Linked DNA regions of Homo sapiens: region 1 is linked to region 2. Evidence: read pairs that join two places in POLR2A ChIA-PET (ENCODE). Cell type or tissue: Panc1. All regions are shown on one strand. Links, peaks and the distances in the headings refer to the core of each region. The heading gives the core; the rest is flanking DNA. Region 1 holds the start of LOC105370839 (a long non-coding RNA gene). Region 2 has its middle 57 kb from the start of ANXA2.

Region 1 (5,379 bases), core at 214-5,213, 170 kb before region 2:
TTGTAGGCTGGTAATTGTCCTAATATGAAAAGTAATCACTTCAAGGGCCTAAGGAAAGGAGTTTTGGGGTATTATTTAATTCAATCCCCTGCCTAGAAAATCTTAATATCTGGCTGAGTGCGGTGGCTCAAGCCTGTAATCCCAGCACTTTTGGAGGCTGAGGCAGGTGGATCACGAGCTCAGGAGATCGAGACCATCCTGGCTAACACGGTGAAACCCCGTCTCTACTAAAAATACAAAAAATTAGCCAGGTGTGGTGGCGGGCACCTGTAGCCCCAGCTACTCGGGAGGCTGAGGCAGGAGAATGGCGTGAACCCGGGAGGCGGAGCTTGCAATAAGTCAAGATGGCGCCACTGCACTCCAGCCTGGGTGACACAGCGAGACTCCGTCTCAAAAAACAAAAAAAAAACCAACCAAACAAACAAACAAAAAAAAAAAACCCAGAATAATCTTAATATCTGATCTTAATTCTACCACATTTTAATTCGTTCACTTACTTTCCATCAGAAATTTCCCCATTTGGTAATGGGGAAAGGAAATGAATCTTGCTCGTTTCCCACCGAAGGAGACGTGACCCCCTGAGATATAGAGGTTTAGAATTTCTTGTTAATGGCAAAATCGTGAACAGTGTTGTAACTCAGGCAGCTAGTCCACGATAGTCACTGTCCTGAGAGAAGAACAGCCTGCTCATAAAGAAGATAGAGCACATGAGCATCCTCCCAGAAATGGACCAACACAACCATTTTGATAATGCCAATATGGCGCCCCTAAGAAAGGAGTGGACCCCGCCCCTGGGAAGAACAGTAGCACCTCCTAAGAAGACAGAAACGCGTGTGTTCTCATCCTATCACCATGGAACCTGTGCAGCTTCCCAGGAGACTTGGAGACCTGTTATGCTGAGATAATAACTTCGCAGTGCTCTTCTAAGAGCTTTGCAGGTAACTACCTTATTTGATTCTCACAACAACCCTGAAATAGGTACTGTTGGTTGACAGAGAAACTGACGCGTTGTATTGGTGAGTAACTTTCTAGGAGTCACACAGCTACTTATTGGTGCTGCTGTGGTTTCAATCCGGCTGTTCAAATAAGTGTTGAATACAATGCATTATATTGATTTGACCCATATTCTTCCATGTAGAGGCTTTATTCCGCCCATTGGAGGGCTCTCTTTTTGAAGACTATCATCAGAAATTGAAATATAAGAGGCAGGGAAGCCAGTATTAGCAGTACTAAAAAAAATAGTTATAAAAAGCATGTACACAGTAAGAAACTTTTGCTATTATATTTACTTCTCTAACTGCAGTATTTTATTATACCTATAATTAAAGATGAGCAAAGGATCGCTCTGAGAGATTATATAGTTATTATAGTCACACAATTGATTTGGACTTGATTGGAGATCTTAACCCGCCACTTAAAAAGCTACATTGATGCTATTTCTAAGTCTCTGTTTTCTAACCACCATTCTTGTGGGTTGTCAGGGCAAACTATTTCTATCTGGTGCACACACTCTCTATTCCACCCCCTCATGAACAAATACAGTTTCTGTAGGTTTTCTTTACCCATCTCTTCTTTGTAACGCCTGAGGTCTAACATGCAAAATATTTAGACAGTTTAAAGCTTAGTTGCGGCACGGCGTGGTGGTTCATGCCTGTAATCCCAGCACTTTGGGAGGCCGAGGCGGGCGGATCACTTGAGGTCAGGAGACCAGCCTGGCCATCATGGTGAAACCCCATCTCTACTAAAAATACAGAAAAATTAGCCGGGCATGGTGCTGAGCACCTGTAATCCCAGCTATTTCGGGGGCTGAGGCAGGAGAATTGCTTGAACTCGGGAGGTGGAGGTTGCAGTGAGCCAAGATCACGTTATTGTACTCTAGCCTGGGCAACAAGACCGAGACTCCTTCTCAAAAAAAAAAAAAAAAAAAAAAAAAAAAAAAAAAAAAGCTTAGTTGGACATTTTAGGGTTGGGAAATACTCCCCTATCCCATGCAGCTCATTTCTCTGTGAATCAGGTAGTGAAAGGAGCTTCCCAAAAGGCACAGATGATTTGTATATGCTAAGCTTAAACCGAGGAACCCAACTCGTAGCACTAATAATTATTGCAATTTGTTGAGAATAACAATAGCTTCGTAAAGCCCAGTGTTTCCCTAAAGGGCAAGTATAATAGGCCTATAACTTCAAACGTGTAAGAATAATTTGTTATTCATGTTAATCCCCTCGCCATTGCCAGCCACATCAATCTTTTTCAAAAGGGGAGCACTGGAAAAACCACTGAAGTCTGAAGGGAAAAAATAAACATGTAAGGTGAACAGGAGCACACAGTAAAGCAACTCTGTGATTCTGCTGGTTGCTGCCAGGGACTCGTAATGTTTCATTAACGTTCACCCACCACCCCATACCCATTTGGCTCCAACTCTCAGTAAGGCAGGGATGTGAGCCAGGAGAAGAATACCACCATCAAGTCATTGCTGGCTATTCCTACGAGGATACTATTTTTCAAAATTTTTTGCCACCTGAGGCCCAGGCAAAATTACTGGCCCTTGTTTAAATCACTGCATTCTTTACTCATGTACAGGTCAGTTTCAACTCAGAAACAGTGCCTACTTTAAAAAATGTACACACACCCAAACAGCCACCCTTGTTTCCGGGACTTAGATTTCAAACCTACAGAAGTATTTCAAGTAAAAAGGATGCTTAGGAATAAGCAGTAGCTGACAATAAAAGAAAAGAAGATGCAATATGGATGGAGGTGACTGAAAACCAGGAATTCAAATGAACTGAAGGTACAGCCTGTGGACCAACATCCTCCTGGAATAGAAATAAATAGCATTGGTAGTTTCAATTACATCCCCTCCCCACTTTCACTTAAATCATGAATCTAGATTTACACAAGATTTATACACTTCTGACCACAAATGGGCCTCCACATACCTTCATTTTCTTGTGCCATGCACATGAAAGAGAAGGGAAAGAAAGATTTTTTTTCCCCTTTGGTTTGCCTGGACATGGCACGAGGAAACATGAGCATTAGTGATGTCTAGCTTTCTCAGTTCTTGGCCTTTGAGGGCAAACAAGGCTCCTTTCCAGGTAGACACTGACCAAAGGCCTTAAAGCATGAGTGTCTCAGTTTGTTTTGGCTGCTATGACAAAATACCTTAAACTGGGTAATTTACAAATAATAGAAATTAATTGTCACAGTTCTGCAGGCTGGAAAGTCCAAGATCAGCATGCTGGCAGATTCAATGTCTGATGAGTCCTCCCCCTTTGCTCCATAGATGGCACCATGTCGCTGCATCCTCACATGGCAGAAAGCATGAACAGCTCCCTAGCACCTCTTTTATAAGGTCACTAATCCCATTTATGTGGGCTCTGACCTCATGACTTAATCACCCCTTAATACTATCACATTGGCAAGTAAGTTTCAACATATGAATTTTGGGGTCGCACTCAGACCACGGCAATGGGAAAATTAATATTTGTTTTCATATAACAGGGCATTTGATTCTCCTCTCTGCCATTAGCATGCAACAAGCCATGTAACCTTCCAGGTTTACAGAAGGCAAACCTCAACCACTGACTCCTCCTGGGTGCTTTTTGATCCAGTAGTCTGTATGGCCTACAGGTAGACCGCTTCCTTCAATCACTGCTTGAGGAATCACTGGAGGAGGAGTCTTATTGCGATGAGAGACTGTCTGGGTCCCATGTTGTCAGGGGCAGGCCCAAGAGACAGAGAGTTGTAGGATGGGCATATAGAAGTAGGGCAGTTGCTAATAATTGTCTTAATAAGTTATTCTAGATTTGCCAGGCCTGCACCTCAGCAGTTGCAAGCCACTTTTACTTCTGGGGTATATTTTTTCTTTTAAATTATTTTTATAGTTTCTTAAATTAAAAAATTATAAGCTCATTATAAAATAGCACCTGAAGCACACAAATTAAAAGTAAGAATTTTTTTGATTTTTGAGGCAGGGTCTCAGTCTTTCACCCAAGATGGAGTGTGCAGTGGCACATTCACAGCTCACTGCAGCCTTCACCTCCCAGGCTCGAGCAACCCTTCCACCTCAGTCTCCTGCATAGCTGGGACTAAACGCATGTGCCACCATGCCTGGCTAATTTTATTTATTTTTTGGAGAGACAGGGTTTCCCTATGTTGTCCAGGCTGGTCTTGAACTGGGCTTAAGCAATCCTCTGGCCTCAGCCTCCAAAAGTGCTGGGATTATAGCATGAGCCACCATGCCCAGCCTAAAAGTAAGAATGTCTAAGTTTCTTTCCCCAATCATCCCATTCCTTCACAGTTAACACTTTTGCTCCCAGCATTCTTTACAAATTCTGCTTCTGAAACCTGTGTTACTCTGAATTTGTCCATTGTCTTTTACTGCCCTGGCCTCTAACTTTGGATACACCCTTAACTTGATGTCTGCCACAGGACCTTGAGTTAGGTTCCCATTCACAACAGCTTGGCCTTGACAGCTTCAGTTCAGCCACTTGCCATGTTTAAGCTGGGTTTTCTCCAATTTAAATACTTTCATTTTTTAAAGAGCTGCCTGGCCTTCCTCTCATCAGCTATAGAAGAGATTTAGTGGTGGTGGTTTTACAAGCTAAAATACAATCAAGAAGTTGTGAATAAGACATTCTAGCCTAGAAGGAATGAATGGTATCTCCTAAACTCTAAGGAAATATTGATTACAGTATTTAATCATGGAGAGTATGGAAGAAAATAACAAAATACTATATTAAGCATATTTATGAACTGTAACATGATTTTATGAACTATAAAACATTAACTTCATTTTCTTAAGGTACACTTTTGAGTCAAGAGGATATGATACTTTCACTCATTCACTTTTCACATTGTGAACTGAGATCCCTACATACCTCTCCCCCTTCTTTTGACATCGTCTGCCCTAATATGTTCTCTTAGGTAACTGTGATGTTAAAAGATAAATAGCCTCAAATACTGGATGTCTAATGTGAACATGAGTTGGGACATGAATTAGTCTAAATCATCTGGACATTTTGCACTGGCACACCCACCTTTGCTAACAAAAGTTTGTCTGGGATGATTTTCCCATTAGGAATCCTGCCCATGGCCCTTTAAAAATAAATCATACCTGTAGAAGATCCTTCTTTCCATGGTTATGGCAGAAAGCATGGGTCTTAGTTCCAAGTCTAGAATTAGATGACATGGATAGAATCTAGAAATACCAAGGCTGGGTAAAGAACATAAAACTGAGAGTGATCTCTTGTTTCAGGATGAGGTTCCCAAATGAGGTTATGTGATGAGACAACCACTCATATAGCAACAGGCATCACACAGACCACTTCTTAATATCTCTTCACCAGTCAACTGACATTCCTCCAACAGAGTTGTAAGGGCCGA
Region 2 (5,379 bases), core at 219-5,218:
TCTCATGCCTCAGCCTCCTAAGTAGCTGGAATTACAGGCACCCGCCACCATGCCCAGCTGATTTTTGTATTTTTAGTAGAGACGTGTTTCACCATGTTGGCCAGCCTGGTCTTGAACTTTTGACCTCAAGTGATCCACCGGCCTAGGCCTCCCAAAGTGCTGGGATTACAGGCGTGAGCCACTGCGCCCAGCCTCTTGTACCTTTTTCGCTCTGGCTTTCTTTTTTTTTTTTTTTTTTGAGACGGAGTCTTGCTCTGTCACCCAGGCTGAAGTGCAATGGTGCCATCTTGGCTCACTGCAACCTCTGCTTCCTAGGTTCGAACAATCCTCTTGCCTCAGCCTCCCGAGTAGCTGGGATTACAGGCACGCACCACCACACCCAGCTAATTTTTGTATTCTTTTAGTAGAGACAGGGTTTCACTATGTTGGCCAGACTGGTCTCAAACTCCTGACCTCATGATCCACCTGCCTCGGCCTCCCAAAGTGCTGGGATTACAGGCAGGAGCCACTGCGCCTGGCCTCACTCTGCCTTTCCTATGATTCCTTCACGCCTCCTCTTCCTGAATCCCCTCTATAGCTCTCTCTTCTGATATAGATGGATCGGGCATTCCCTGTTTCATCTCTGCTCCAGATTCAGGTTCTGAGGAGGAGAAAATGAAGTGGACTCAAAGACAATCAAACTCTATCCCCTGAGAAGATTAATGTCCACTAGCAAGCCTTCTTCTTACTTGTTGTTAGGCTAAGAGGGTATGTGTGCCCATCTGTGCCTTGAGGCCAGATTCCAGGAAAAGAGGAAAGCAGAGATACAAGGAGGGAGAAAAACCCATCACTGTACATGTCACATCCTGAAAATATTTTATGCATAAAATTGAGGCATAATACCTGCACACATATGATTAAAATTTCCCACTAGCAAAACTGCTGGTTTATATAATAAATATAAAATGGATCATTATTCTGTGATGTCCCCAGAAGTGATTGGCAGGGACTTAGTCACAGAAACAAGTGTGAGAAGAACTGCCTGGACCTGTTGGGTGAATATGTCCACGTGGAAGAGAAACTATACAGCCCAGGCTTCCTGACCTTCCTAGTATCTTCTAATATTGTGGGGCCAAAAATCCCCTGAATGTAGCTGGCTCAATGTTTCCTACAGTTTTTGTTACGGTTGTTTAATCAGAGTCATAGTTACATGGCTCCAGGAAGTGAACTTTTATCCTCTCCCTCAAGGAACTGCCCTGTGTTAGGTAACCAAATTAATTGATTTTCAGGAACAAGAGGCACCGGACATCATGAATATTATTTCTCACCCATCATCAGACTACATATAGTCATCAACTTGATAAGGTCCAAAATTGATGGAAACAAAAAAACCTGCCTCACTGCCAAGAAAATATATGATGTTGCTGTATAGGCAACTCATTAACACCTCCCCTCACATCACCTAAGGTCGAAACACTCTGTACGCTTCCCGGAGGGCTCACAGAGTCAGGTCTTGTGGTTCACTGACAGAGAGAAAGGCGGCAGGAGGCACATCCGAGGCTATTAGACAAGAGAACCAAGGAGGTCGAATCCCCAAATGGAAACAGGCCCGAGAAGGAGATAAGCCACAAGGCATCCCTGGAATGATTGTCCAGTGTCCTGCTGGATTCTGCCAAGGCCAAGCAGCGCATAGCAGGAAGAGTCTTTCCTAGGTCCATGGGGCCCAGTCTCTAATCGTACACTACAATATGACATATATTATAGATGTGGTAATATATTACATGTATTTATTTGTTTTAGTAAATGCTTCCTTTATACTAAGAACTATACCAGTGACATTACACGTATTGCCTCATTTAATCCTCACAACAACCCTACAGGGTAGACACTATTATTCCCAGGGGAGCAAAGCCATAAGGAACACTAAGTGGGGAGACCCTGGGGAAAAGATTCAGCTTAAGAGAACTCCCAGGCTTCCACTGGGGTTCAAGGGTAACAGCCTTTGTTGCAGGTGAATCCAACCCAGAGACAATCATCCTGACTGTCCTATGGCCCCACAGGTGGTCCCAGACACCTTCGACCCAGCAGGCTAACCACTGAGCACCTTTAACCCTATAGACTTTATTTGGTGGAGATAGGAATTGATTGATTTATGTATCTCTGAGGGAGAGTCCCTCAAAACTTCTAGTATCAAACCCAGAATTACATTATAAAATACGTCAAAAGTACATTAATGACCCACCTTATCTGGCTCTTCCAGTTAAATGCTTACTTACATTCAGCCTCCGGTTATGCTACACACTTTCTCATACCCTGTTCAATAGTCCCCGCCCCACGTTCCCTTCTTTAAGAGCCATATTCTCTGTTGAAGAAATGATAAATGAATATAAAATCAAGTATGCTAAAGGATTGATGGATCACCCCTTCCAATTATTTTTTTTTTTCCTGAGGACAAATCTTAATGCCAAGACCAATGTCAAGGGGGGAGTTTCCGGCAGAGAGACCGATGGATGGGGGAAGAGAGGACAAGGTTGTTATCTGGTCTTTGGACTTGCGTAGCACATTCTTTGTGCCAAACAAACAACTTGTGTCATCATCTCTGAATTCATCAGTGGCAGGCAGATTATTTATAATAAGGTGAGGCAGGCAAGGGGTTGCAGCAAATGTTCTAAGTAGGAGCAAAGAGTCACCAGCAATGATGGAAAGACAGCAGAGGTCCTTGGATAAAGTGATGGGATACTCCAAGCACCAGGGCAGGGCCCACCCTTTAAGAAATTGCTGTCCCTATTGTGCAAACACTCCTCCAAGAGGGAACTGAGCAGAGCAGGACAGGGAATGACAGGAGGGGTTCTGGGGCATGGGGAGAAGGGTGATGCAAGAACAGGGCTTCCAAGTAGCTGGGAGATGAGGTCAGCTCCCGGGGCATAGCAGTCTCAGCCCCAACATGACCGGGGTTATGAGAGGGGGAAAAAGCATGAGCCCCAGGCACAGCTCACCCCTTCCCCGAGGGGTAAGGAGGCCAACAGAGTCTCGGGAGCAGCAGGAGGCGCAGCTGAGTCAACATTCCATGCCCAGGCCGGGATGAAATGAGGGAGGGCCAGGACTGAATTTCTATGTGGAGTTCTGGAGGCCTTGGCCAAAGGAAGAAATAAACAACACACAGGCTAGGAAGAAGGCTAACATACCTTACCTTACTCTGTGTCTGTCACTATGAGAAGCCAGGTGTCAATTACATGGAAACCTCATATTACAACAGAAATGGCTGCCCCCCCTCCCACGCTAGTGCACACCTGTAGTCCCAGCGACTCAGGAGGCTGAGTGGGGAGGATCATTTGGGACCAGGAGTTTGAGGCTGCAGTGCACTGTGATCATGCCTGTGAATAGCCACTGCACTCCCTCCTGGGCAATACAGCAAGACTGTGTCTCTAAGGAAGAAGAAAAACAGAACTGGCAATTATGTCACTAAAGAGCTGAAAAGTTTTGATTCTACTACCTCTTTCTTTGCTTCATCTATGCTCTGAAATCATTTTCTGTGATTTCTTTGTTTTCACAGCAGTTCAAAATACAATATCTGGGTGCAAACTTCATTTTCCTTTCCTCGTTTTATGACTCTGATGGGAACCTGTGTTCCCTACTGATACATAAAATTGCATTAACTTAGGCTCTTCAAAGCACAAAGTTAGCTCTAAATTATGGGGCCCTGAGGTGTCTGAAATACTTACTATGATTTGTCTGGGAAACATATTGTAGGTATAAAAAGTCAAAAAGAAAACAAAGTCAGGGGGTACCCATAAAAAGATTCCCTTCCAGCTTCCCATCGTGGGATGTGGGCTGTTCTGGTAATGCGAGAAGAAATGGTGTCAAATCAGACTGAGATTGGAAAATAGGCTTTGACATTGAGCAGGACCTCATTCCCCATTCCCAGGCCCAGTCAAGAAGACTTTTCCAGGGGTACCCAATACTGCTGTGGTCAGTTTTTGATCTCCTGCAAACACTCGACTTCCCAATCAGCGGTCAGACACTCCAGGTGATATATGGGGGCTGGGCACCATTTCCCATCACCTGGGAACTTCCTCTTTCCATCTCTGGAAACCCAGCTCTCCCAGGGAAAGGCTGTTTGCTTCTCTCTTTCACCCCACAGCCCACTCCTTTGAGATAATCCAGGTATATATCCTGGATTGAACTAGACATTGAAAAACCAAAAGCCACCTTAACTCTCCCATGGGGCGAGGAAGGCCTGACTGTGGCTGCCTAAACACCAACTCCTCTTTGAGAAGGGGGAGGAAAAACTGCCTCTTGTTCTTTCTGATGAGCTTTCTGTCAAGGAAACAAGAGCTGATTCCCAAATGGGTCATCTTGCCAATTATATTAATAGCAATCCGTTCCAACTGGGGTTTCAGGTGATTTCCGTTTTCTTCTTCACACTTTTCTGTGTTTTCCAACTTTCTGCAATGATTATATAATCCTCTTTTAAGAAAACCATACCAAAAAAACAACAACCAAAAAATCCAGCTTTATGGATTGCCTCCTCATGCCTGTAATCCCAGCACTTTGGGAGGCCGAGGTGGGTGGATCACTTGAACTCTGGAGTTCGACACCAGTCTGGGCAACATGGCAAAACTCCATCTCCACGAAGAAATACAAAAATTATCTAGGTGTGGTGGTATGCACCTGTAGTCCCAGCAACTCAGGGGACTGAGGCAGGGACAGCTTGAGCCTAGGAGGTCAAGGCTGCAGTGAGCCATGTCCACACCACTGCACTCCAGCCTGGGTGACAAAGCAAGGATTTGTCAAAAAAAAAAAAAAAAAAAAGAACAAAACAAAAAAGGATTGCCGCCCCTAGAAACTTTCCAGGTGGTTCTCTTGGATGCAATCAGCTACTCTCAACCCCCAAGTGCCTGTGCTTTTCCCAATCACAGCCCTTGTCATTCTGCTTGGCTGGCTTTGCCTTGCTCTTACTCTCTCTTATCTCCATATCCCTAGTGCTTTGTTCAGGGACCAGCACATAGGAGGTGTGTCTATTGAATAAATGAAGTCAATGAATGAATACATGGATGACTGAGGACCAATATTACCTGCAGAACTATAGACTTTAACAAATCTTCATAGTCATATATCAGCTCATGTCTATTCAGACAAAGGCAATTCATTGAGACCAAGATGGTTCTCCAAAACCCAAGACTCCATGGTAAAATTTGAAATCTGGCGATCTCGGAGTAACAAAGGCTTGTTTCAAACATTTCTCTGTTCCTAATCCAAACTCCTTGTTATTTCTTGGATTAATTAATCTTTAGACATTTACTTGAAAGCATAATTGCCTTGGGCTATACATTAGTTCATTCTCACATTGCTATAAAGATACTACCCGAGACTGGGTAATTTATAAAGAAAAGAGATTTA

The links. Peaks named below come from ENCODE experiments on the same cell type or tissue, not always from the same donor. Only the 100,000 strongest peaks of a DNase experiment are listed, where the experiment ranks them.
Region 1: POLR2A ChIA-PET joins it to region 2 with 11 read pairs; 2 of 35 experiments call an interaction of 5 or more read pairs at or near these places.

What each region holds. Positions count from the first base shown.
Region 1 is chr15:60,166,136-60,171,514 of GRCh38, forward strand. LOC105370839 (a long non-coding RNA gene) reads left to right here and starts at 762. Exons shown (of 5, transcript XR_932310.3): 1 at 762-938. In Panc1, for the core only: a CTCF peak has its summit at 3,243; no DNase peak of the experiment used is centred there.
Region 2 is chr15:60,337,830-60,343,208 of GRCh38, forward strand. No RefSeq gene overlaps it. Among named protein-coding and RNA genes, the nearest start is that of ANXA2, 57 kb to the right of the region's middle. In Panc1, for the core only: a CTCF peak has its summit at 3,023; no DNase peak of the experiment used is centred there.